4 separate regions of the Homo sapiens genome follow, and all the other regions are linked to region 1. Evidence: chromatin contacts called from ENCODE Hi-C or POLR2A ChIA-PET data. All regions are on one chromosome and are shown on one strand. Each heading gives the region's core, a stretch centred on a gene start or an enhancer-like site at or near the end of the contact. The rest is flanking DNA. Distances are from core to core; before and after follow the strand shown.

What was found. A loop is a pair of places that touch in the nucleus more often than their neighbours do. ChIA-PET counts read pairs that join two places held with the same protein, here RNA polymerase II (POLR2A). Pooled maps may share reads with other maps.
Region 2: a map of K562 shows a loop between it and region 1 (3-fold over the local background). The contact joins the promoter of SYCP2L here to the promoter of TXNDC5 in region 1. A Hi-C loop is called at or near these places in 1 of 168 maps with a recorded cell type or tissue (K562). POLR2A ChIA-PET finds 5 or more read pairs at or near these places in 1 of 52 experiments (naive thymus-derived CD4-positive, alpha-beta T cell).
Region 3: a map of OCI-LY7 shows a loop between it and region 1 (13-fold over the local background). The contact joins the enhancer-like site here to the promoter of TXNDC5 in region 1. A Hi-C loop is called at or near these places in 1 of 168 maps with a recorded cell type or tissue (OCI-LY7), 1 of 37 single-sample maps with no recorded cell type and 7 of 50 pooled maps. POLR2A ChIA-PET finds 5 or more read pairs at or near these places in 1 of 52 experiments (activated B cell).
Region 4: a map of CD8-positive, alpha-beta T cell shows a loop between it and region 1 (4-fold over the local background). The contact joins the promoter of TFAP2A-AS2 here to the promoter of TXNDC5 in region 1. A Hi-C loop is called at or near these places in 2 of 168 maps with a recorded cell type or tissue (CD4-positive, alpha-beta T cell and CD8-positive, alpha-beta T cell) and 12 of 50 pooled maps. POLR2A ChIA-PET finds 5 or more read pairs at or near these places in 1 of 52 experiments (activated CD4-positive, alpha-beta T cell).

Annotation. Positions count from the first base shown.
Region 1 is chr6:7,906,806-7,913,265 of GRCh38, reverse strand. It overlaps TXNDC5 (thioredoxin domain containing 5), which reads left to right and starts at 2,478. Exons shown (of 10, transcript NM_030810.5): 1 at 2,478-2,752. The coding sequence starts at 2,490. The region is part of intron 4 of BLOC1S5-TXNDC5 (BLOC1S5-TXNDC5 readthrough (NMD candidate)); the gene reads left to right. RefSeq lists an enhancer at 204-353 and silencers at 2,194-2,623, 2,994-3,113, 3,314-3,403.
Region 2 is chr6:10,883,521-10,889,980 of GRCh38, reverse strand. It overlaps SYCP2L (synaptonemal complex protein 2 like), which reads right to left and starts at 2,929. Exons shown (of 30, transcript NM_001040274.3): 1 at 2,846-2,929. The coding sequence starts at 2,854. RefSeq lists an enhancer at 2,994-3,762.
Region 3 is chr6:10,527,592-10,534,051 of GRCh38, reverse strand. GCNT2 (glucosaminyl (N-acetyl) transferase 2 (I blood group)) reads right to left here. Exons shown (of 5, transcript NM_145649.5): 2 at 6,392-6,460; 3 at 4,216-5,421. The coding sequence starts at 5,140. Among named protein-coding and RNA genes, the nearest start is that of GCNT2, 9.5 kb to the right of the region's middle. RefSeq lists an enhancer at 1-50. Within about 2 kb of position 1,536, at least 6 of the 41 ENCODE cell types and tissues checked have a DNase peak (open chromatin) inside an H3K27ac peak, as active enhancers do; they include OCI-LY7, where a contact is called at or near this core.
Region 4 is chr6:10,402,947-10,409,406 of GRCh38, reverse strand. TFAP2A-AS2 (TFAP2A antisense RNA 2) reads right to left here and starts at 4,905. Exons shown (of 1, transcript NR_145448.1): 1 at 1,480-4,905. TFAP2A (transcription factor AP-2 alpha) reads left to right here. Exons shown (of 7, transcript NM_001372066.1): 3 at 2,563-2,614; 4 at 4,668-4,899. RefSeq lists enhancers at 4,624-4,733, 4,544-5,161, 4,957-5,251, 5,164-6,363 and a silencer at 4,864-5,243.

The DNA of each region.
Region 1 (6,460 bases), core at 1,229-3,728:
ATGGCGACTGACAGGGTGGGGTGGGGAGAGGAGAGGAGGAGCAGTGTCAGTGGAAGTATGGAAGCATCTCAGAGAGTGGGGCAGCACACTGCCTAGGCAGAGGTAGTCAGTTTTAGGGCAGGGGTGAGGAGGAATTTAAGGCTTATTTTTACCAGTGTGAAGGAGACATGCGGCTTGACTGTGCGATTTTTCTCCAGCAGAGTCTGGCTACCTGGTTGAAGGCACAGGGAACCCAGAGAGACAAAGCTCACCAGCATCTGTGGGGAGAATGTGGCAGGGCAGGAAGTGAAGGGTGAGACTCCATGGGCTGTAACTTGGCCAAGAGGCAAGAGAAGACATAGCAGTCTGTTGGGCTGCGAGGGGATTGTAGAAGATGGTGGGGTGGGTAGCTCAGAGGTCATGATGAGAAAGAAGCATTGCAGAAATGGGTTTCTTGAGCAAACAGTCGAGGAGGTGCTGGGCAGAGTGGATGCCTTCAGATTTTGGAGATGGTGCAGATGCTGGTGATGACAAGTGCTAGGGTCTCCCTTTTGGGTGTGAGTTACTGAGGGAAAGGTAGATGGAGCATCCACCTGGATGCTGAAGATGCCAGGAATGAAAGACAGGAAAGGGGTGGCCAGGAACACTGTGAGCCAGGAACCAAAGTCTTCACTGAACCAGGAAGAGTGATGTGGAAGAATGACAGGAACTGGCAGGGAAGAGGGTGCCATGCCCAGTGGCATCAATTTAAGGAGTACTGAAGGTTTTGTAGGATTTGGAAGGAGCAATGGGGAACCAGGAAGGCATCAGCTTTACTTCCTGGCTCTGAGGGACTCCAGGTGTGAAAGAATGAGCAGCCAACACTTGAGAGAGCTCCTAGAACTGTGTTTCAGTTAAAAACGAAAGACACTGATGCTGTAAGAGTGTATGGCGATGCTTGTGGGAATTTCCCAACAGCACCGTGGAAGGGTTTGGGAGGTTTGAGGTGTTGGAGAACACAGGGATTAGAGTTTGGCAATAACAGTTATTGGAGAGAATCCCTGGATTTCTAGTGTTGAGTGAGTTTCACAGGGACACAAAGCATGATGCAACCACATCACGGAAGGCCTTGAATGGCTGCCCCAGGCATGACTATTTCACCCCATCGGCCAAGGCCATGGGGACAGTGGTGGCGTTTTGGTCCAAGTTTAAGCAGCAAACTGTCTTGGTCAAAGGCAGGCTTTAGGAAAATTAATTTTCCAGCCATGTGAATGAAAGAGACTCTTAGAAAGCTACTGCAATAGGCCAGGCTTAGTCTCCGTTCAGGGTATGAACACTGAGAATGCTGGAAGGAAATCATGGTTACAGGAAATGCGGTTGAATTTTGAGACACACGGGAAAAGAGCGAGCAATACAAGATGCCTCCCATGTTTCAAGCTTAAGTGGCTGGAAGAACAGACTTTGGAGGGAGATTGATGGTTTTGGTGTTTGGCAACCCATGGTTAAAGGTTCATAAGTGGCTGGGCCTAAGGCGGGAGCAGAATAATGACAGGTGAGACAGTGGGCGCGTCCCCTGTTGCCAAGCCAGGAGTTAACTACCTGGGGCTTCCTGGATTGAGGATAATCAAAGAGCAGGCAGGATCCCGGAGAGCAACCCGGTGATTCTAATTTAGCTTCAGATCCCCGGGGTAGGGCTGGAGCTTTCGATTACCATCTGCTGTAAGGTGTGTGTGCAGGTGCGAGTTATGAGTCGCTGGGCAGGGATGCCTTCGGGCCATTCCACAGGCTGAGTTCAGCCATAGCAGGCGTGCTGTCATTCATTTTAGTAACCGGCATAAATGAGGGCACAGTAGGACCCCAGTCAGTCCTGCTAGGTGCCTTCTTGTCTAGAAGAGGCCGCTTTGACTTTCTTTCCTCTTCATCCCTGAGTTGAGGCCGGGCAGGGGTAACCAGCAAGGGGTTCACTTGGGAAGCGGGTTTCATCACCCCTCTGAGCCCAGGTCGAGAATCACAGTTGAGCTCTGGCCAAGAATCTAACTAATTCAGGTGCAAACCCCACCGTCTTTTGCCCGATTTCCTATATTCTGCTGACAGCAGCTCTCTCCTTCCTTTGGCCTGAAATCGCGGGGTGCTTGTGTGAGCTGAGATTAGCCGAGGCTGACCTGCCCCTCCGTGGCTTCCCGCTGGCCTCATCGTTACTTCGTGTGTTCACCGCCGCTCTGAGCAGAGCGGGCCCCTGGGGAAAGGGGTGCGGGCCTGGGTTGCGGAGGCGCAGGAGCCTCGCGGGATTGGGGCGAGCCGTCCCATGGCGGGAAGGCAGGAGGCCGGACTCGGAAGGCTCTCCCAGACTCGGTCCCTCGCTCCAGCCCTTCCCTGCCGGTGCGCGGAGCCGGGGCTCGGGCGGGTAGCGGTCGCGCGCCGGCGCGGGCGGGCGGGGAGAGGAAGGGGCGCGGCCTCTCCGGGGCGGGGCGCGGGGCGGGCGCTGCGAGGGGACCGGAGGCCGCGGCGAGAGCGCGCCCAGCCCCGCCGCGATGCCCGCGCGCCCAGGACGCCTCCTCCCGCTGCTGGCCCGGCCGGCGGCCCTGACTGCGCTGCTGCTGCTGCTGCTGGGCCATGGCGGCGGCGGGCGCTGGGGCGCCCGGGCCCAGGAGGCGGCGGCGGCGGCGGCGGACGGGCCCCCCGCGGCAGACGGCGAGGACGGACAGGACCCGCACAGCAAGCACCTGTACACGGCCGACATGTTCACGCACGGGATCCAGAGCGCCGCGCACTTCGTCATGTTCTTCGCGCCCTGGTAACGCCGCGCAGGCCGGCGCCCTGCCCCGCACTTGGCGCTTCGCGGGGCGTGGGGCGCTTGGGCGCCGCGGGCGGGGGGTCCCGGGGCCACGTGGACGCCGACGGCTCTGGTCTGCGGCGTGCGTGCTACGGGCGCGGGGCTCGGGGCTCAGGGGTGCGGGGTGTAATACTGGGGGCGCGGGGCCGGGAGCGCGGGGACCCTGCGGGTTCGGGGCTCCGGCTGGCGGGGAGCGGGGGGCGCGGGCGCCGCGGCTCGGGGCCGGGAGCCGGGGACTGCAGGGGACCGAGGGCTTGGGGCTCCGGGTCGGGAGGCGTGAGCTCAGCGGGCCGGGCACTGGCGGCTGACGTGGCGCTCGGCGGCCGGGGCGGTGCGGGAGGAGGGGGCGGACCCCTAGGGGACAGCCGGGAAAAGCCCGCCCTGCGCCGCGCTCCTGAATTCAACCGCCTCTTGCACCTCGGCACCGAGGGAGGGGAAGGTGGGGTCGTCGCCCTTTCGGGCAGCCGGGAGTCCAAATGTCACCCCGCGGTCCCTGCCCAGCGCCCCAAACTTCCTGTGCCGGCCGGACGCGCGGCCTGCCCGTGGGCCACGTGCACTCACCAGAGCGGCCTTGCTGCTGCCGCGGCCACCGGGGTCGGCTGGGACAGACTGCGGGCACGTCCCCTTCCAGAGGCTTTAACTGAAAAATAGAACCCAGGAAGGTGTGGTTTCCCACTTTGTGCGTCTTTTGTGGGATAGGAAGGAGTGGTCCGGGCAGAGGAGGGTTGCTGAGCTACCCCGGGAAGACCAAGGTAGTGCGAATTCTGGAACCCCTCCGCCCCCCTGCAGCTCAGGGTGGATGTAATCTCTGAACGGAGCCCACTGGTCCTCAACTCCAGGCTGTCCTGTCACCTCCCTGCTGCTCTCTCGGGTCCAGGTCACTTGTTATGTGTGAGATCGGAAAAGCCCCTCCGTTGAGCAGATGGTCCCTCTTGCTTTGGTTCTCTGGGCGAGGCTTTGGTGTGGGCCTCGCTGCTGACCTGAGAGACCCTACCCTGGCACTCATCCCACGGAAGAGCTTCCTGTCATTCACACAAGCATGTGCACAGCTTTCCTGCCAGTGCCGGGATGCCCCGAGGAAGGGAAGTGACCACAGGCCAGAGCAGAAAGCCATAATTTTAGGACACAAGACCTTTGAGAGGTTGGAATAGCCTGCAGGTTCTTGTTGCAGAACTTGGTATTCTTCCCCAGAGCTCAGTAGAGGCTCACTTGGGAAAGGGATGTAGGGAGGCATAGAGAAAAGGTACCCTAAGAAAAATGGCCAGTTCAGAAATTGTACCTTTCAAACTGGGAGAAACGTTTTTCTCTTAACCTTGTATTCAGGCTATTACTGCGTTTCAGTTCATTTGGAGTTAAATCAACTTTTAGGGCCACTGTGGGTTTATTAACAATGTGTATATGAAGTACATTATGTTTCACATTCCTAAGAACCAACTGACTCGAATTTTTACAACTCCAATGGTTTAGAAATTACTTTGTAACATAAAACAATCAGGCAGTATTAACAGTTTCTCTTTGTTCGGGAGTATTCTCAGCAACTATTTCAATTAAGTGTACTACTTAATTGGAGCCTATTTCAGTGGAATACATCTGTCGATGGGTTTTCTTTTTTCTTTCTTCATTATTTATTTATTTTAGAGATGGGATCTTGCTCTGTTACCCAGCCTGAAACCAGTGGTACGCAGCCGCAGCTCACTGTAGCCTCTAACTCCTGGGCTCAAGTGATTCTCCTGCCTCAGCCTCTGAAGTAGCTGTGACTACAGGCGCAGGTCATCACACCCAGCTTATTTTGTTGTTGTTGTTTTTGTTGTAGTTGGTAGAAACAGGGTCTCGCTATGTTGCCGGGGCTGGTCTCAAACTCCTGGCCTCAATCAGTACTTCTGCCCTGGCCTCCCAAAGTACTGAGATTACAGGCATGAGCCATCGCATCCCATTCTTTACTTTTTTTTTTTTTTTAAAGAAAAACTGACATGCAGATGTAATAAGTCCCCACAGTGCCAAAGGAATTTTAAGTTTAGAATCTTTGCAATAAATACCAGCTAGTCCTGGGCTGAGTGAGAGAAAACTGGCACATCTGGGCACTTGGTATTAAGTAAATTCCTTTTCCATTATATGTGGCTTGTAGACATTTAGCTGGATGCTTCCAGAATAATTAGCTTTATGTTGTTACTTTTTTTTTTTTTTTTTTTTTTTGAGATGGAGTCTTGCTCTGTTGCCAGGCTGGAGTGCAGTAGCGCAATCTTGATTTACTGCAACCTCCACCTCCTGGGTTTAAGCGATTCTCCTGCCTCAGCCTCCTGAGAAGCTGGGACTACAGGTGCGTGCCACCACGCCCAGCTAATTTTTGTATTTTTAGTAGAGATGGGGTTTCACCATGTTGGCCAGGATTGTCTCGATCTCTTGACCTCGTGTTCTGCCCGCCTCTTCCTCCCAAAGTGCTGGGATTACAGGCGTAAGCCACCGCACCTGGCATATTTGTTGACTTCTTGATAGTCTACTACAAATACTTAAACAGAGATATGTGGGTTTCTATGATGGTGTTTAAGTTGGACTTTTAAGAGGGCCCTTTCAGAAAACTGCAGATACTGCAGTAGGGCTCACGAATAGGCTGCCAGGAAAGGAGGCTGAGTGGGCGGCGAGTCAAATGGGAGGTCAGCAGGGGCAAGATCAAGTAGGACCAACAATACCTGGCACAACACTTTGGTAAGTTGTAAGGCTGAGAGCAAGGTGGTGACTCTGGAGGGGTCTATGCAGGAGAGGGAAGGAGGTCCTGGAGTGGTGAGCTGAGCGTTTGGAGCTCAGATAGAAGACTCAGTGGACTCCCCCTCAACACACACATACCTTTTTCCAGTTTCAGCTGCCGTGGAGTGGTGAAAGCCCACGTGTGATTAAGGGGCTGGGGCCCCTGTAACAAAAACATCAATCTGTGTATTTTTGCCCTGCACTTGGCTTCTGCAGGGTTATCCTGCTGCTGTAGATTTTTTGCCAACATCAGGTCACAACTTCTGTATGGCCAGTTTGTGAGTCACCCTGAACCTGGTGACAGTGAGGTCAAGATTTGGACCAGGTAGCTTTGCTCTACTTCTTGGCCACAGGCTACCTTCTGAGTGCAGCTGCCTGTCTCAGAGTTGGGTGCTGTAGCCGCAGGGCCGACTAGATAGCACCTGTGGCCCCATCACAGCCAGGAGCAAGGGCACGCCCAACTTGGTGATGGCCCAGAATGGTCAGTTTTGATTTAGCGCACCACAAACTTATTTATTGTTTATTCTCATTCTTAATCTAATCTTGTGTTTTCTCAAAAAAAAAAAAGGGAAAAAAAAAGCAGTAGCAAAACAAAACCTTGTCAAGATTGCAGAGGAGTTCTAAAGTTCCAGAATGAGCATATCTGATCAAAGTCCCCTGAAGGTCAGAACTGCCCTTGACAGTCCCTTAGGAAGGTGCCTTGTTGGACACCGCCCCAGTCAGTCAGTCAGTCCCCACTGCCAGCGTTTCCTCCAGCATTAGAACTATCATGGCTTCTTTGGTTAAACACCAAATGGACTAGTTCTCAAACCTGTGCCTTTAGACAGCAGGGTCACACTTAATGTAGTCGGAGAGATGCTCATGCCATGAGAAGCATGTAGGAACCAAGGCCTGCTGAGGAACAAAAACCTCACATCTCCCAGCTTG
Region 2 (6,460 bases), core at 1,680-4,179, 3.0 Mb before region 1:
GGGCACAGACAGACACACTGCATGTTCTTGATCACATGTAGAGGCTAAAAAAGCTGATCTCGGCCGGGTGCGGTGGCTCATGCCTGTAATCCCAGCACTTTGGGTGGCCGAGGTGGGTGGATCACCTGAGGTCAGGAGTTGGAGACCAGCCTGGCCAACATGACAAAACCCTGTCTCTACTAAAAATAGAAAATTATCCGGGCAGGGTGGCGCATGCCTGTAATCCCAGCTACGGGGGAGGCTGAAGCAAGAGAATCGCTTGAACCCGGGACGCGGAGGTTGCAATGAGCTAAGGTTGCACTATTGCACTCCAGCTGGGGAAGCAAGAGTGAAACTCCATCTCAAAAAAAAAAAAAAAAAAAAAGGCTGATCTCATAGAAGTAGAGAGAATAGTGGTCACTAGAAAAGAGGAAGTGAGATAGGCAGAGGTTAGTTAATGAACACAAAATTACAGCTAGCTGGAAGGAGTAAGTTCTAGAGTAAGATAGTACTGCAAGGTGACTATAATGTACAACTTATTGTATATTTTCAAATAGCTATACGAGTAGATTTTGAACATTCCCAACACAAAGAAATAAATATTTGAGGTGATGGATATGCATAATTACCCTGATTTGATCATTACACACTGTATACACATATGGAAATATCACACTACACCCAATTAACATGTGCAATTACTATGTGTCAATTAATATATGTGTCAATTAAAAATAAATGATAAAGGCAAAGAAAAAGAACCATTGTGTTAGTGGATAATTGAGTAGAGGCAAAAGTGAGATAGGAGGAACAGCTAAAGCTACAATTAAAATTGGGTGTTAGGCCAGGCGCAGTGGCTCACGCCTGTAATCCCAGCACTTTGGGAGGCCAAGGCGGGCATATCATGAGGTCAGGAGTTCGAGACCAGCCTGTCCAATATGGTGAAACCCGTCTCTACTAAAAAATACAAAAATTAGCTGGGCGCAGTGGCACGTGACTGTAGACCCAGCTACTCGTGAGGCTGAGGAAGGAGAATCACTCGAACCCAGGAGGTGGAGGTTGCAGTGAGCCGAGATCCAGCCACTGCGCTCCAGCCTGGGTGACAGAGTGAGACTCCGTATCAAAAAAAAAAGGGTGTTAATTCATAGCATAAACTGACATCAAATAAACACTATGCTACGTATCTATAATTTCTAAGTTTTGTCAACAAATTCTGAATTAGTGGGAAATACTTCCCATCCCAAAGAAAATATTCCCGGGAGCCTTTATGTTAAGCTTCTTTACCTCTTTTCTCTATAGACACGGCCCTATCTCTCCTTCAGTTCAATTCGTATGCAGAGATGCTCTGCTTATTTTTATTTCTACCTCCTTTCAACCTTCTCTGGCCTTGGTGGTCAGTACTTTGCAAATTCCAAAGAAATGCTTCCTGTTTCTGGAATTTCTGGAGCCACTCTAGTACACAGAAAGGTATCCCCCTTCTGTGAAGATCATGTGGCAGCTTTTGTGGGTAGGAACCTGACAGGAAAATCAGAAAGTGGGATGGTTTAGGCAGAAAAGATCGTTAGATTCTCTGAGATTCAGTCTCCTCATTTAAAAAACATGATGATAGCCGGGCGCTGTGGCTCACGCCTGTAATCCCAGCACTTTGGGAGGCCGAAGCGGGCAGATCATGAGGTCAAGAGACAGAGACCATCCTGGCCAACATGGTGAAACCCCGTCTCTACTAGAAATACAAAAATTACCCTGGCGTGGTGGCGCGCGCCTGTAGTCTCAGCTACTCGGGAGGCTGAGGTAGGAGAATCGCTTGAACCCGGGAGGCAGAGGTTGCAGTGAGCCAAGATCACGCCACTGCACTCCAGCCTGGGCGACAGAATGAGACTCCGTCTCAAAAAAAAAAAAAAAAAAAAAAAAAAAAAAAAAAAAAAAAAAAAAAAAGATGGTAACACCTATATGGAAGGATTGGAGTGAGGACTGACTGACAGAATGTCTGTAATGTTCTTAGCATAGTGCCTGGGCACATAAAAATGGCTCAGTGAATGGCAGCTTTCAATGTAACAGGGATGGAGAGGGTGAGGAGGTTATGCTTAAGTGCTCTGAATTTAAGCGTAGCTTGATGTTAGAAAGGTTTCTGTCCCAAATCTGTTTCCCCATGGCTGGGAAGATGGCGCCAGATGACAGATGGATTTTATGGAGAACAAGAGTGAGTTCCTGGATCTAGGCAAGCAGTTACCCCTGGCTATCAGAATCACCTGGCGTCCTCACTAACAAACTAACAAACTACCGGCCCACCGTAGACCAATTACATCAGAATTTCTACCACCAGGAACCCAGGCAGAAGAATGTTAGAAACACGCCCCAGGTGGTTTTTGTTTGTTGTTTTTGGCGTCCCTGGGTGGGCTCAAACTTCATGTGTTTTTTTTTATTATTTATTGATAAGTAATAATTGTAGCTTTATCTTAGGGGCTGTCCTTTGTCGTTCGGTTAAATGAAGTCCCAGCACTTGGGGTTGCTTAACACTTCTGCACTTTCTACGCAGCAAGGTGGAAAGAGGGCTGGAAAACCGGCTAGGAAAATACGCAAAGCAACTAGAAAAGAACTATCTCATTGCTTTCCGAACACGAATTCTCCGGTTCCCCTTTCCCTGAGCGCTATTTAGCTAGGGATCCGAGGTTTCTATTCTGCCTGGTCTCCCCGCAGGCTGCCAATACACTCCGAGCAAACCCAAGGAGGTGGCGGGGGACTATGCCCAGCACCCGGTCTCTGAGCGAACACCTCAAGGCGGCAGAACCTGAGCCCCAGGGACCCCGCGCCCTCGCGCGCCCTAGCACTGTGGACAGAAGGTCCGGGCCCTTCGGGGGTCACTCACCGCTTGCATAACGAGGCTTCTTCGTTCCTGAAGCGACGCGCCGCTCAGCTTTGTTGCGCTCGGTCGGCCCTCTCCTGCTTCCCCGCCCAAGAGCCCCGCCCGCTGGGGGCGCTGCCGAAAGAGCCCTGGTGGCGGACCGCTCTTCGAGTCGAGTCTTCTTCCGCAACTGTAATTGACGAATCCGCCCCCTGAAGTTTACTAGAGCTCTGTGTTTTGAGACTCAAGAAGCGCGTGCAAGTAACTAGCGCACACAGGCCAAACCACCTGGGCGCACGCACTCACCCTTTAAGAGAAAGCCAGCACTCAAAGGATGTGAACTACGTCATTTAAACGTTCCTTATTTGCGAAATTCCAAACAGATAGGCGTTCGCTTTGTGGTAGCTGTTCCAAGTTTTTGCCCCGCCTTAAAAAGCCAGAGGGGCGGCCAGGCGCGGTGGCTCACGCCTGTAATCCCAGCACTTTGGGTGGCCGAGGCTGGTGGATCACTTGAGGTCAGGAGTTCAAGACCAGTCTGGTCAACATGGTGAAACCTTGTCTCTACTAAAAATACAAAAAATTAGCCGGGCGCGGTGCACGTGCCTGTAATCCTAGCTGTTGGGGAGGCTGAGGCAGGAGAATCACTTGAACCCGGGAGGCGGAGGTTGCAGTGAGCGGAGATCTCGCCACTGCACTCCAGCCTGGGGGACAGAGTGAGACTCCGTCTCAAAAAAAAAACAGCCAGAGGAGCAGTTTTTGGTCCATTGATGTGTGCAGACAGAAGCCGAACCCTTTCCTATGGTAACCAGACTTGTACCCGATATTATTAATACATTCCTGATTTCACACACACACAAAGTGTGTTTGGTGGTTGTTTTTTAAGTACCGTGGTGGGGAGGAAGGGGAATTTTTTTTTTTAATCAAAGCAAATAGTTTTGTTTTTGTTTTTGTTTTTTTGTTTCTTTGTTTGCCTATTTCCTTTAACCTGACAAGTATGCGTACCAATGGCTAGGCTGATTCGGATAGGTGGCCAGTTGTGTGAACACGGTGGCAAAATTAAATTGGACTAGAGTTTTCCACAAAAAACAAAAAAAAGACCCCTCCAATCCAAACATCCTTTGTGTAAAAATCAACTTGTATTATAACTAGACCTGTGAGTATTTCAAGTCATAATATGTACGGAAGATATTTGTCTACACCAAAGCAAAACATAACAAAACCAGAACCCCTGTTAGCCCAGGACTTGCACACATTTCTAGTCCGTTCAAAACAATGTTTATGTCAAAGCCTGTCATATCAATTTCCTGGAAAGTATAATGTAAACATTCTTACATTAATTTACCTATTTTAATCTAAACCAAGGAAATTCAAACGCAAGTTTTTTTCCTTTTCAATGAATGGACTTTTGTAATATTAAACTAGTAATCAAGACAGGAACAGCTGTGAGTATAAGCTATTGTGAGTCAATACAAATATAATACCAGGGCAAGAAAGAAACAATGAATAATAAGAAGCAATAAACAAAATACTACAGTTTAAATGAATTTTAAGAGAATATTTAAAAATTAGAGTTTTCATAATATTAGATAGAAAACTTAATCATCTATTATTTTCAGGCTTTGGGGGAAAACATGTCCTTCCAAAGTCTATGGTGCAATGCATTCAAATCTTTAAGAGAAATTAAAAATAACAGAATAGGCAAAATACCTTTTATCTGGTTTTTTTTTTACTTTGATTAGCTTCTTTTACTAACATGTTTTGTCTTAATATAATTTATGGCAACTTGAAATGCATACTCTAATTCTTCTCAAACTAAATATAGTAGAGGCTCTATGACATTTCTTTGGATACCAGAATCCCTTTAGAAATTAATTGATTTGCCTTTTACATAAAAAAGTTTTATTTATTTATGTTTTTGACGGGTCAGGTCTCTCTAGGAACATTCCAAAAGCACAGAGACAAGAACTATTCTAGCACTGCAATAAGACCAAAAATTAATTTCTATGCATTTTCAGAGGTAACTTTAAATCACCATTTTAAAGTTATTTTTAGAACATTTGAAAGGATAAGTTATCTTAGACTACAACATTTAATGAAATACTATAATTAAAATGGATAATCAATAAATTTTCATTCAATTTTGGAAGACAAAACAACACGAAAAGCAACTGAATCAACAGGAGTTTCGGGGACCTTTGGCAGACAGTTAATAAGATGAAAAATCTGTGAATGAAACTCGTGGGTGAAGAGTAGACAGATCTCTTCGTTCCCAGCTAGACCTCAGTGGCGACCATTTGAGAGTGATTTTAATCAGAAACCTTGACTGACAGGACCTTTTAGGAGGGGAGAACTTCGGGAGAAAGGAGGCTGGGAATGAACAAATCACTTTCTTCTGCTAGGACCCTTCGGCTTTGACTGGGAGGAGGACCCCAGCTAGAAGATAAAGGAGGAAAAAATCGCGAGGAACTGCTCGAAGTTGGCCTTTCTTCCCAACAGAGTTCGCTGGTCCGCTGCCACTGGCAGGCTTCTCTGACCGACTGGGATACTTTTTCTTTCTTCTTTCCTTTTCTTTTTTTTTTCTTTTTCTTTTCTTTCTCCTTCCTTGCTTCCTTCCTCTCTCTCTCTCTCTTTCTTTCTGTCTTTCTTTCCTTCCTTTTTTTTTTTTTTTTTTTTGAGACAGGGTCTCGTTCTGTCGCCCAGGCTCGGCGCTATCTCAGGTTACTGCAACCACTGCCTCCTGGATTCAAGCGATCCTCCCGCCTCAGCCTCCCAAGTAGCTGGGACTACAGGCACACGCCACCATGCCCGGCTTTTTTTTTTTTTTTTTTTTTCGAAGAGACAGGGTTTCGCCATGTTGCCCAGTCTGGTCTTGCACTCCTGGGCTCAAGCGATCCTCCCGTCTCGGCCTCCCAAAGTGCTGGGATTACAGGCATGAGCCACTGCGCCCAATCGCGGGATGGACTTTTCTAAGCAAGCCTCACTGTGCCTTTGGCGCGGGAAGTAAAAGGACAGGGAGCGTGGACCACCCTTAGCTTCCTGATGTGGTTTCGCTCTTCCTTTATCCGCCTTTTGCCAACCGAAGGCACTAATCCTGCAAGAGGCGTTGGCATGGGCGCCCTCCTGGCCGAGTCCCGGGCAGCACCCGTCCGTGCGCTCAGCACGGGCTTTGCGGTGCCAAGGCCTAGGGTGCGTCGCTTCCCGGGTCTGGAGGGTCATGGATTCGGTTCATCCTCCTCTATCAAGGGATCTGCCGTGAGGAGTTGGCTCCTCTTCTCTGGCTGGGGCTGGGAATGGAAGCGTGCAGCTGCAAAACAAGGACGCGGGCAATAAATTCCAGAAGCCCTTTCCCCTGGCCGCCAAGAATCCGGCCTTGGGGTAGTCAAAGAGTGACTTTAGTCACTTCAATCGGTTTTGTTTTGTTTTGTTTGTTTTTTGTTTTTTGTTTTTTTTATATATATATATACTGAGGGTCTCCATGTGCCGGAGTAGCCCTGGGCGAGTCGGCTGCTCAGATGATGAAGGTTTCGTCCCAGCCCCGGAGAACCCACATTGTCCTGCGCACCTCCGCACCACCGCGATTCTCTAGTCCTCCAAAGCCTCCCAAGACTGTAATGGAGTAAATTCAATTTCGTCGTGATA
Region 3 (6,460 bases), core at 287-2,786, 2.6 Mb before region 1:
AGCACAGGCAAGAATTTCAAATAAAGTAGAAGCAGGCAAAGCAAAACCAGCAGAGGTGGAGACTCTGCGACATGAGGACGGCCAACGTCTCGGTGCTGCTAGGGCGGCAGAGCCTGACCACTGCACCAGCAATGAGGATGCGTGGTCCACCTCCCCTGCCTGTGGTCGCAGCCACAGGCCACAAGTAAAAGTGATGTTTCAAACTGAGTTAAATAAAATACATTCTTTTTTTTTTTTTTTTTTTTTTTTTTGAGACAGAGTCTTGCTCTGTCACCCAGGCTGGAGTACAGTGGCATGATCTCAACTCACCACAACCTCTGCCTCCTGGTTCTCCTAAATCGCTGAAGCGATTCTCCTGCTTCAGTCTCCCGAGTAGCTGGGGTTACAGGCACAAGCTACCACGCCTGGCTAGTTTTTTGTATTTTTAGTAGAGTTGGGGTTTCACCATGTTGGCCAGGCTGGTCTCAAACTCCTGACCTCAAGTGATCCGCCCACCTCGGCTCCCCAAAGTGCTGGGATTACAGGCGAGAGCCACCACACCTGGCATAAAATACATTCTTTAAATTCATATTATCTGCTTCTTTTTACTTCTTTTAATGTGGCTCCTGGAAAATCTAAAATTTGATTTTAGATCTATGGCTCCCATTATAGCATTCCTATTGGGCAGTGCTGTTCTCCCTTCCCATGAGACCACTTCAGCTGTGAGATGTTTTTCTGGACTAATTTTTTTTTAAATTTTTATTTCTGAGATGGAGTCTCACTCTGTCGCCCAGACGCGAGTGCAGTGGCAGGATCTTGGCTCACTGCAACCTCCGCCTCCCAGGCTGAAGTGATTCTCCTGCTTCAGCCTCCCGAGTAGCTGGGATTACAGGCACGTGCCACCACACCCGGCTAATTTTTGTATTTTTAGTAGAGATAGGTTTCACCATGTTGGCCAGGCTGGTCTTGAACTCCTGACTTCAGGCGATCCACCCAGCTCAGCCTCCCAAAGTGCTGGGATTACAGGCGTGAGCCACCACACCTGGCCTGGACTAGTTACTTTACAGAATCCTAATCATAATCCCTCAATCATGACAATGAATTGGAACAATCTCAAAATGTCCCTCGCACACCTGCCAAAAAAAAAAAAAAAAAAAAGCAAAAACCACAACATATACACATCAACCAGAAGGACCCTTACAACGGAAAATGGCTCAGATCTCCACATAGCCGGAATAATAATTAAACAAGACAACCCTTAGGTTTCTAATTCCCTAACCTCCTACATTCAGCCCTGCCTCAGGTCAGGAAAGAGTTGGCAGGGCTTGCCCGATGTGGTGGCTCACGAGGCTGAGGCAGGAGGATCGCTTGGGCCCAGGAGTTCAAGACCAGCACTGGCAACACAGCAGGACCTCGTCTCTACAAAAGTTAAAGTTAGCCAGGCATGGGGGCACATGCCTGTAGTCCCAGCCTCTTGGAAGGCTTGAGCCTGGGAGGTCAAGACCAGCACGGGCTGGGTGCTGTGTGGCTCACACCTGTAATCCCAGCACTTTGGGAGGTTGAGGCCGTGAGCCGTGATTGTGCCACTGCACTCCAGCCTGGATGACAGAGTGAGATCCAAAAAAAGAAAAAAAAGAGTTGGCAGAGCTGGTCAGGGTCCTCCGGCAGTGTTCCTCCACACACATAACACAGAAATGACTTCAGGGGCTAACTTTTGTTAAGTTTCTGAAAAACATGAATTGGTGCATTTGTTTTCTATTGCTTTGCCAATCTGTTACTGCTAACACGGGGTGTAAAAATCCAGCTCCAATAGATACATCGAGTCGAGAAGTCAGGGGGTTTCCCTTAAGTTTCTGTTGAGTCCCCTGATTAGGATCACAGACTCTGAGAGTGGGAAGGGACTCGGAGGCCATCCGGTCCAATCCTTGAGGTTTCCTCAGCAGCACTTCCCCAGCCCTGCTTCCCTTGGCTTTGCTCACCATTGAGGAAGCTGCCCGTTTTATTCCCAGCTCCATGTGTTCTCATCTCCCACCCGCTGGCCCTAGATTCTACTTCCAAAACGACAGAGTTGGTCTAATTTCTCTTTCCTGAGCAAATCTTTTAATTAGGTAAAGACACCGATCCCTCTTCAAGTCTTTTCCAAATCAATTATCCTTTTTCTTTGTCTTGGTCTTCTCTAAAAAAAAAAAAAAAAAAAAGTGGGGATTGGCCTTTTTACCTCCCTGGCTGCTCTCTTTGGAACTGCTGTGTCAATGTCTCCCCGTATAGTAGGGTGGCCAGACCTGAAGAGTCTACATCCTACTCCAAGCACATGGGAGAGAAGTGAGGCTTTCACTTCCCTTACTCTGGACACTACAATTCTATTTAAACAGCTCTGTGCTTTCCCCACCAGACTTTCCTGAGCCCTAATTTCTTTTGATCACTATACTTCCCCTTCTGGCTCTGAGAAAATCACAGACTTAAAGAGAATTCTAAGCCTATGAAGCTTTGTATGCCAATATCTAAAACAAGCACCTGCAATGGTTTACACCCCTGGCTGTACATGAGAATCACTTGGAAGCTGTACAAATATCAATAGTTAGGTCTTGCCCCAAGGAGGGAAACAGGCCCTGGCTTAGTTATTTTTAGAAGCCCCAGATGATCGTAATGTGCATCCAGGGTTGAACCAGCAATCCAAAGAAACCAGGACTGTGATCTTCATACAGGTTCCAGTTACTTTTTCCTTTGAACTGCAAATATGAATTCTTATTTTGAATTGAACTAGCAGGACTAAATTGGTTCACTATAAACAACTTGAGATTATTCAAAAATCATTTGGAACTTGGACCAAAGGAGAGATGGAATTGATTTAGCAACAATTGAGACCTTATTGAAAGTCAACCTAAAAAGAACATCAGGCTTAGGAGACCTGGTTTATAATTGGTGCATTTGCTTACTAGCTGTGGGATTTGAGCACATCATGTAATCACATTGAAGTTTCTTCATCTATAAAATGGAGGTACTAGTCTAGAAATCTTTTTTTTTTTTTTTTTGAGACAGAGTCTCCGCTGGAGTGCGATGACGTGATCTTGGCTCACTGCAACCTCCGCCTCCTGGGTTCAAGCGATTCTACTGCCTCAGCCTTCTGAGAAGCTGGGATTACAGGCATGCGCCACCACGCCTGGCTAATTTTTGGTATTTTTAGTAGAGACGGGGTTTCACCATGTTGGCCAGGCTGGTCTCGAACTCCTGACCTTGTGATCCGCCCACTTCAGCCTCCCAAAGTGCTGGGATTACAGGTGTGAGCCACTGCGCTCAGCCTAGAAATCTTTAAGGTGCAATAAGGTTTTTTTGTTTGTTTGTTTGTTTTAACTTCTTGAAAAAAAATAGAGACAGTGTCTCACTATGTTGCCCAGGCTGGTCTCAAACTCCTGGCTTCAAGAGATCCTCCTGCCTCAGCCTTCCAAAGCGCTGGGATTACAGGCGTGAGCCACCATGCCTGGCCATGCTTTAGATTTTTGATTCAAGACCAGAAAAGAGCTTGCAAATAAAAAATTTGAAAGTTGTATCTTGCTCCCATTTCAAAAGGATGGGAGCTTCAACAGAGACAAAAATATTATGAAATCTTCAAATTGTCATTCAAATTTTATTTATAATACATATTCCTGATTTTAAATGCGTTGCGCTTAAAGGAGAATAAGGTTTACATTTTATTTATTTATTTATTTAGAGATGGAGTCTCGATCTGTCACCCAGGCTGGAGTGCAGTGGCACAATCTTGGCTCATTGCAACCTCCGCCCCTTGGGTTCAAGCGATTCTCCTGCCTCAGCCTCTCCAGTAGCTGGGATTGCAGGCATGCACCACCACGCCTGGCTAATTTTTTTAGTATTTTTAGTAGATACAGGTTTTCACCATGTTGGTCAGGCTGCTCTCAAACTCCTGACCTCAAGTGATCCACCTGCCTCCGCCTCCCAAAGTGCTGTGATTACAGGCTTGAGCCACTGTGCTCGGTCACGTTTTTATTTATATGGCCAGTGTTCCTTCGGTCTTTTGTCCTGTGAACAGAGCGGTTCACAAGAGTGGGTGATATAACACATCTCCATTTTACCATTTTACAGATGAAATTTTTTTTTTAATTTGACATTTAAAACCGTAAAGAAGTTTGTCCCATTTTTTCCACTCTTTTCAAAGCAACTTATTTAGTATTGACCATGCAGTGTTTATTCGTAAAAATAAAAGTTAAGAGACGTACATACCGGGAATCCTGTTGAGTGTCACCCAGAAATGTTCGTCGGGGCTGTAGGTGTCCTTGGACCAGGAGAGTAAGTCAAGTGCGAGCTGGTCTTGGAGGACGAAGTTAGCAAAGTCCCTTGTGAGAGCCACGTAGGCCGTGCCAAAGTAAATCACCATGTCATGAGGAGGAGGAGTTTTTAATTTTGTTGTTTTAATCACGTAGGAATTTTTGTGGTTTAACAGTTCTTGGTGGACGTATTTAGTCCGTCCAACAGCGTGGTCAGGAGGCAGCACTCCGGGGGTGATATTTTTCCCTTTAAATCCCTTCAGATACTGAACTATTTCCCTGTTGGTTTTCAGGGGAAAGTCTTGCCCGCAGGTGTTGATGACATACTTCCAGGGAACTTCAGAGGCCACAAGGTCTTCCAGGCAGTTCAGGTCAGCCTGGAGCCTGGAGATCCCCCCATAGACAACCGACTCCTTCTTGGAAGCCAGAAAAGCATTTGGGAAGCAGCTGAGTAACTGTTTCACTGCACCTTTAAAGGCATCCGTCGCCTTCTGATCCAGGTGCACACAGTAGACATTTTGGGGCATATAAATCGCCCTGAAGAGCCTCTCAAAAGTGCCGAAGTCTTTGTGGATGGTCACTGTGTAAGCTAAAGGGAACCCAGCCTCTTCTTCAGAGAGTGTTTCTGTTACATAGTGGCTTCGAACCATGTACTCATAGCAGGTAGCTTCATCAAGGGTAGTTTTCAATGCATTTTCTGTTGGGTAAAAAACTTTCCCCTCAAAAATCTGATGACAGGCTTCTGCTAACAGTGAAGCATTGGACAGAGCTGCCCTCAGAAAACGTTTATTCTCCCATAACTCAGTATTGTAAACAAATACAAAAATCAGGGCAGAGATAAGAGACGCGCTAAAAAGACAGTGCTTCCAAGAGCCCATCATTCACAACCAGGAAATGAGTAAAATATCTCTCTCTTGAGATAGGATCAGAGTGTAGATATATTTAACTTACATTTTCTCCAGGTTCCGAAATCATCCTCGTGATGGCTGAAGCTCTCGTCTGGCTGTTCCCTGTCCCTTCAGTTCACGGTTCTGGTCCTTTTTCTTTCTTCTTCCCCTCTTCACTTACCACTAGGTTGCATTTTCACTTTTCTGTGACACATTTCTGAAGTGGCTCCTTTGCATTTGGCTTGCCTGTTCTCCTGCTAACCTGCAACCTGTGTCTACACAAAAACAGATGTCCTCAGAGAGGTTCTGATTCCAGGGGGTCCACCTGTTCCCACCATGAAATTACAAGTGGGTGAGGTGACCATTCTGCAAGTCATCGGCTCTAAGACCTTAACCTCAGCCTCTTGTCCCGGCCAGAGTCTAGTAACTATGTCCCCTCCCCTGCTTCCTGTTAATCATTGTGTTCAACAGCCTGAGTTTATTTGCTTAAACTGCACTGCCAAGCTACGAGCTTCAGTTTAAAGCATGTGAATACTGCCTGGAGAGATATTCTATCAATAAATATGTAGTGCTTTAAAAAAATTGCTTAACCCTGTCTTTTTCCACAGCCACACCTCGCTCTCCCCATTGGCTGGGTATGCTATACGACATGGCATATGACTGGCTACTGGGCTAAATTCTTTCCAGGGCTTAATTTTGTCTGCTGCTGGGTAAAGTCCTTTAAAATGCCCATTAATTAGCAAGCTTACCTCACCACCTAACTTACTGCACAAAGTGACTGTGGCACTCGGATGAATAAAGGCTAACTTCTTTTTTTAAAACAACAAAACGACCAATAGCCCATCATCACCCAAAATTGCATACAGGCTAACATAGTGAATTTCAAGTTTATTTTGCCCTGGTCCGCATAGGATGCAGACAGAGAACCCTGATGCTTAGAGGAAGGAGAGAAGAGCATCTCAGTCTTGAATTTTAGGAGAGAGGCTCTTATGTCCAGATTTACAAATGCTTTAAAGGAGGCTTTTTTTTTAATCTGTAAAAAATGAGAATAATTTTACCACCAGAGGTCAATTGTGAGAATAAAATGAGATAACATATACAGAGTCCATCGCCGTGTCCAGGAACAGATTGGGGTGGTAAAGCAGCAGCAAAATGGTACTAAACAAGAAGTCCGTTCACACACACGCATGCATACACACGTATCTCTTACCCCACACTCATACTTCTAATAAATGACACAATTACCTCTCCTTTGAAATCTTCTTACTCTTCCCTTACTCCCTCCTCTGTGAGTCCATGCCAATCAGATTATAC
Region 4 (6,460 bases), core at 3,656-6,155, 2.5 Mb before region 1:
TGTGTACACCCTATCCTGATTAAAGAAAAACTAAGTAGCAAATCCAAGCAGAGGGACATTAAAATGCAGCCTTCTTCTTACTAGGGGTGCTAAGTGGTGACCTCATAAATCATTAGCTAGGTTCCCAACGCCTATCAGAACCTGCTACACTCCATATTAAATTAAATGTTTCGAGACTATTGGGTAATACATTATTTGAGTTCTAATTTAGTTATCAATAAATGCAGTTTAAAATGATTTCTAAATAAGCATGGCATTAGCACATTTACTATTTACAATGCAAACCAGGCTATTGATAATTTGAAAATACTTTCTGGAATTAAACTTAAACCAGTACCTCTGCTTCAATTCTATATATTTATGGTTTCCTCACAACCCTCCTGAAATGGAATTAGAGCAAGCCAATAATTTTATTAAAGCTGTAAAGGCTTCTGTTAAAGCTGCTTTTCTTTGGAGAGGAAATGTATCTGGATGTGATTTTTACTAAAATGCTATTTCAAATTACTGCATCAAATATTGCAGCAGTATGTCCGTTGACAGTTTAATGATTACTACATTAGATTGTAAGGAAAATGGTCAGATGAACTTACCTCCTTGCTTGGTGAATTTAAAACATTATTTAAGTTCCGTAGGAAAATAGAAAATTTATTACATCTCTCATTTGGCCCAGTTAGTCACTGAAATTTGTTGGTTATGTTTAGCAGCCCTTGCATGGAAGGCAGGAAAGTGGGCACTTGATCCAGTATAAGGTTTAGTGAGCACTGTATGTCTGTATATGTGTGTTCATACTTACATGTTTTTAGAAACTGATACTTAACAGTGCATTTTTTTGGAAGTGAGAGGAGCACTAATTTATATAAGAGCAATTTAAACATGAACTGGGAGTTATGATTATTTTAGTTCCCTTTCCCAAAGCACTCTGAATCTTTTCCTTGCTTGTTCTTTGAAAATATTTGAATTGCAAAATAATGTTGCAAGCTTTTGGAACTACTGTGAATGAGAATTGCTCTACTTTGCAAAAATTTCAAGGTGAATTCTTAACACCTGTATACTCACTCTTTGTGGCAAAATTGGTCAGTAGGAGAAACTAACTAAAAGATTAAACAAAAACAAGGAAACCCAGTTGCTGTTTTTCCCTCTCCCTCCCCCATCTTTTAAGAAAAAAATTCTTTCAAAGGAATTTGGGTCAAGAAAAAGGTTGTTTTCAATTTTTTCCCATTGCTGCAACAGTTAACCTTTAGTAAGTATAACTGCTAAATATTTAAGAAAATCAAATCGATGGTGAAAATTATTTAATCATTAATATCTCAGTGGGGTTTTAAACTTAACAGTCTTCCCTGTATGGACAAGGTCTAGAAATAACACAAATAAAAGTATTATGCCACACTACATTTACTTTATGGGTTTAGGGTGCATGCATAAAGGGATCATATTTCCCCATATAGTTAAAACACAAGAACTGCAGCAGTAGTCATTTCTGAACATTTCTCAATTTAATTATACTTAAATCCAGAAGCACTTTAGGCAAGTTACAAATGAGAGCATTGAGTATAATAAAACCTGTAATAAAGCAACTTAGTACCATCCACCCGGAATCATTGCGATCAGGCACAATTAACAGGAGCATAAATCCAAGACAGAATGGAAAATGTTCGAATCAGTATTATTGTTGGACAAAGACTAGAGAAGGAAGCAATAGTTTTTTAAATGGTAATGCCTGTGTTTGGTAATGATTGCAAAATCTTCTATCTCAGCAGCCCTGGTGCTAATTTGTAAACACAGCCAGACATTATATTGCCTGTCAGTTTCTGCATTAGAAAACATGACTTCATTTTACTTTCTAATCACGTTTTGACTCTAGTGCGCACACGTATACCCATCCATCTGTAAAAAAAAAAAAAAAAAAGAAAAGAAAAAGAAAAACACCCCACACTAACAACAAACCTGCTGTTGGACAACAGGAAAGCAAGCTCAAAGGTTTTTTGGTTTTGGTCATTTTCATATTCCTATCATACCCAGGCTTAGGCAGTAGTCTTTCTAAAAATTTATGTGGAGTTTTCCATAAAGGTGTGTGTGTTTGCTCTTTATTATACTACCTAAACCTTTTCTTTTCCAACACTCTCCTGTTACTCCCGCCCCTGTCATTTCTATTGTGTTTCCCTGGCTTTCGCTGCCTGAACACTGGAATTGCTAAAGTCAGAAGCCGCTGAGGCGCCAATCTAAAGCTAGGTACATTTCTAAATGTTGAACTGACTGAGAATGATTAGGTGCTCCAACACTTGATTTAATTTCCAAAGAAAGTTTTATTCCCCATCTCCACCCCTTTTAAACATGGATTATTTGCTGGAGGAGGAGAAATTGGCCATGGGTGTGCAGTGAAACCTCTTGAGTTGCAAAGCCCCAAATTCCAATAAGCCAAGATGAGATGTTTATATATAAATGTCATTATACGGGAGGGGGAATTTTGATTCTACACCTTCCCCTCCTCCCATCTTGCAGGGAATATTCATTTCCTTTTGTTTTGATGATACACTTACATCCATGTGTATCCTTTTGTTGCAGCATGTAGAAGACCCGGGTATTAACATCCCAGATCAAACTGTAATTAAGAAAGGTAAGCCATTTCCTTCTGCATTCCAAGCATGTCCTTACAGGCAGAGTGCTATTTAAAAGAACTTGCAGAGATGTGTTTATTTTTTCCAAATAGGATTTCCTAAAGGCTCAGAATTAGCAAATAGATAGGCACAGAACAGCAATGCTTAAATAATCAGCCTTCAGTATGTTGGTAATGCCAACAGGCTAGCTTTGTTCTGACTCATGATTTGACCATTTAATTTAGTTTAATGATATTTGGACAAACACACAAAATGTACAGTAGTTGAACTGATTTGGAAGTGGCATTTCAATTTTGAAACAGTTTGATAGTTTAATCCATTGCCTGGATGAAGGTTAAGAAGTGTATAATGCTAAAATAGTACAAATAATTTAACATTAATGTAAGAACAGATGATAAGAAGCACTCTTTAGTAGAGGAAAAAAACATTCATGTTCTTCAATTTAGTTTCTTGTTAGCTGTTTAAGGGTCTTAGAACTTTGTGAATTAGGTTAACAAAATTTTAGCTTTTGGTTAAAATTAGTATCTTGAAGATGGGAGGAATATTAGCATACTTGTTCAGAGGAGAAATTGTTAGAAAAGTGTCAAGTGATTTGCATGGATTTGTAATCTGTATTGTGTTTAGTGAGTAGAAATAAAGTTTACTGAATTAAATGCTATTCACTCTTGGTAGCAGCTTTTTTTTTGGTTATGGTGGCAATGTTACATTTCAGGATTCTAGGCACCACCAGAGGACGATGCTATATAAAACTGTTCTCATTTCTAACCCCAATCAGTATATTGTTAGCTAGTTTAAAGTTTCATTTTTGCATCTGTGAAGTCTTTGTCACGTCAAATTAGATGTGCAAGGGATAAATCTTAAGAGATGCTCTTTCCAAGTCGACATGATAATTGGCTCTTTTATTAGTAATCTCTCAAGAGTTCGTTTAACTCCTATTGTCTCTATTAGCCTCCCCAGAGCTATTAATGTCACAAGTGATCTATCCAAAACCTAGAGCCCCCCACCTCCCTATACCTCTAGCATATCCCCATTAAAGAACGCATAAGGAACACTGTGATGAGATTGTGTGCATATGATGTCTCCAAATGGAATTTTAAAATACAATGCATACTGTACTTAAATGGTTGTGAATGCATCTGAATTACACTGGTGCTGAGAAACGTAATGCATTAGTATACTTTCTGCAGGTCTTCTATTTTTTTTTTTTCTAACAGTGGTGAGTCCAGCAATAAAGAGCTTATGGTTTTAACTAGGAAGTATATATACCCACTTTCCCAATAAAGGCGCTTTAGCAGAGGACTGTTAAGTATTTACTTAACAAAAGGGCACATTGCTAGTATTCCACTGTAGGCCTGTTCTTCCCTCCCCACTCCGCAGTTCAAAACTGGCCTTGGAATGGATCTCCAAAACTGAGACGTTTTCAAAATTGAACATAGGAAAGGGCCTATTTATCAAAAAGACGGGACGTGTGGTGTGGACAACAAAATCCACCACTTCCCAGCGTGGTGCCTCAATTAAAACGCTCGTTTACAGGGTGCTTTAGCCATCTAAATTGTCGGCTGATTTTAATAATGGGTCTTTGAAGCAGTTTTTCCCCGACACTAAAACCCCACCCAGCAAAACCCCTGAAGTACAAGTAACTTGCTCTCGGTTTGCAAATGTAATTCCCTCCCCTGCACCCTGAACCCGTGGTCCTGGACCTCATCTGGGGCCCACTCCGCTCGGATGCTCAGCGCCTCAGGGGTCACCAATTTCACCACCCATCTCTAGAGAGCACCCTTGACGGCGAAGGGGAAAGGGTCAAGGCAGAAACGCAGGCCAGGCTGGCTGGGGGAGGGCAGGGCCGCCTCCCGGCCGCCGGGTGAGGTAGGGAAGGGCTCGAGCCCGAGGAAGGGAAGTAGCAGAGCCACAGAATTTCAGAGCCGGACGGAAAAGCGGGGACTGTGGCCCAAAGCCTGGGATCCGGCCCTGGCCGGGATGAGGGCCGGGGTCGGGCAGGATTTGGGGGTGATCCACGACGCCCAACACGCGGCCTCCCCTCTGTCTCCGCAGGCCCCGTGTCCCTGTCCAAGTCCAACAGCAATGCCGTCTCCGCCATCCCTATTAACAAGGACAACCTCTTCGGCGGCGTGGTGAACCCCAACGAAGTCTTCTGTTCAGTTCCGGGTCGCCTCTCGCTCCTCAGCTCCACCTCGAAGTACAAGGTCACGGTGGCGGAAGTGCAGCGGCGGCTCTCACCACCCGAGTGTCTCAACGCGTCGCTGCTGGGCGGAGTGCTCCGGAGGTGAGGCCCGGCACGGCCCCGCCCGCCCCGCCCCGCGGCCGGGGGAACCACTGCGCTTGCGCCGGGGCGGTGGCGGCGACGCAAACAGGCCTCGCGCCGCGGCCCTCCCTACGCGGGAAAGGAAAGGGGGCGGGGAGAAGAGCGTAGAGCCAAGTGGGCGGGATCTGGGGGCGGGGGAGCGGGCGATGCGGCGCGCGCCTGCGCTCTCCGCTGCTTTCCCGCGAGCGAGTTCTGGTGCGCGCTTCGTTCGCTGCCGCGCGCTCGCGGAGTCCTCCGCTCCGCCCTCCTCCTCGCGCAAGCGCAGCTCGCTCCGCCGCGGGCTCAATCCCGGCCACTGCAGCCGCGGGGCGCCGTACAGCCACCTTTTCCCTCTTCGCGCACACCTTGCAAGCCCAGGAAAAGTTCCTCTCAGGCTCCTCGCTTTGCCTTACCTCTCTGAGTAGGGTCTCCGAGGGTAACCGGTCGTGCCTTGTATAGGGTTTTAATAGAATGGCTTTTAACTAAAGGAAGAGAATGGTTGTCCTCTTGAGTCCGCACGCCATGCTTTCCGGTCGCTGTCATCTCCAGACCCCCATACTATAGGCGTTTGCATATGATGATGATTCCCAATTTACTGAGGCCCTGATGTGTGCCAGGCTGCGTGCGAGCATGTTTACGTGCATTGTGTGTAGTCACTACCAAGGAATGCATCTGTTACATACATAGCCAGGGATTCTTACCTCACCCCTGCGAGGTTTGAGTGATTCATTTAGTAGATAAGATTTTATAAGGGTCAGCAAGGTAAAGCACCTTCCCTTAGGGCAGTTTTCTCCCTGCTGTGGGCTTCCTACCCCTAGGATTCCACTGCACGTTGTGAGTTGTGGGGCTTGTGTTGAACTTACCCGGATAATGTTTCTTCTCTTCTTTAATAATACTGAGAACTTCATTGTTTTGACTGTTATTCATTTACTTATGTGTTGATAGACCCACAGTTCCTTTCTAGTGGCTATATCCCGCACAAAGCCTATAAAGATCATTTTTTGGAAGGGTTTAACATCAACCATTCTAGTCTTTTCTTCCTCCTGCACAGTCATTTTGCTTTCCCTTTGTAGTCTTTCACTGACACAGATCTTTTCCTTGCCCTCTGCTTTTTCCTTCCCTTCCCCCATCCCCAATATTGGAGACTGTTTACCTAGGGGAGTATAATCTAATCCACACAATTAAAGAGCACTTGAGTAGGGAATAAAATCTGAAATTAATTAATTTGCTGTTTTATTTAAACAATTTATCTTAACCACTTTCTGATTATGGGATTCTATTTAGACATCTGTTTAGAACTGCCTCCATTGTCTCTGAAATCAGTGAAACTTTTAGGGCTGATATCAGCTTTTGACATTTCCAGTTAGGCTGGTGACATGGCACGTAAACAGTTGGCGAAACGAATTTCCCTTTGGGGCTAGAGCCAGAGCAAGAAACGTGAGAGTGATGATAACTTTGGTTACTCGGAACAACCTAACAGCATATCTTGCAAAGACAGTTTTAAAGACCCCATTGGGATTGGTGTGATTGTAACAGCAGAGAA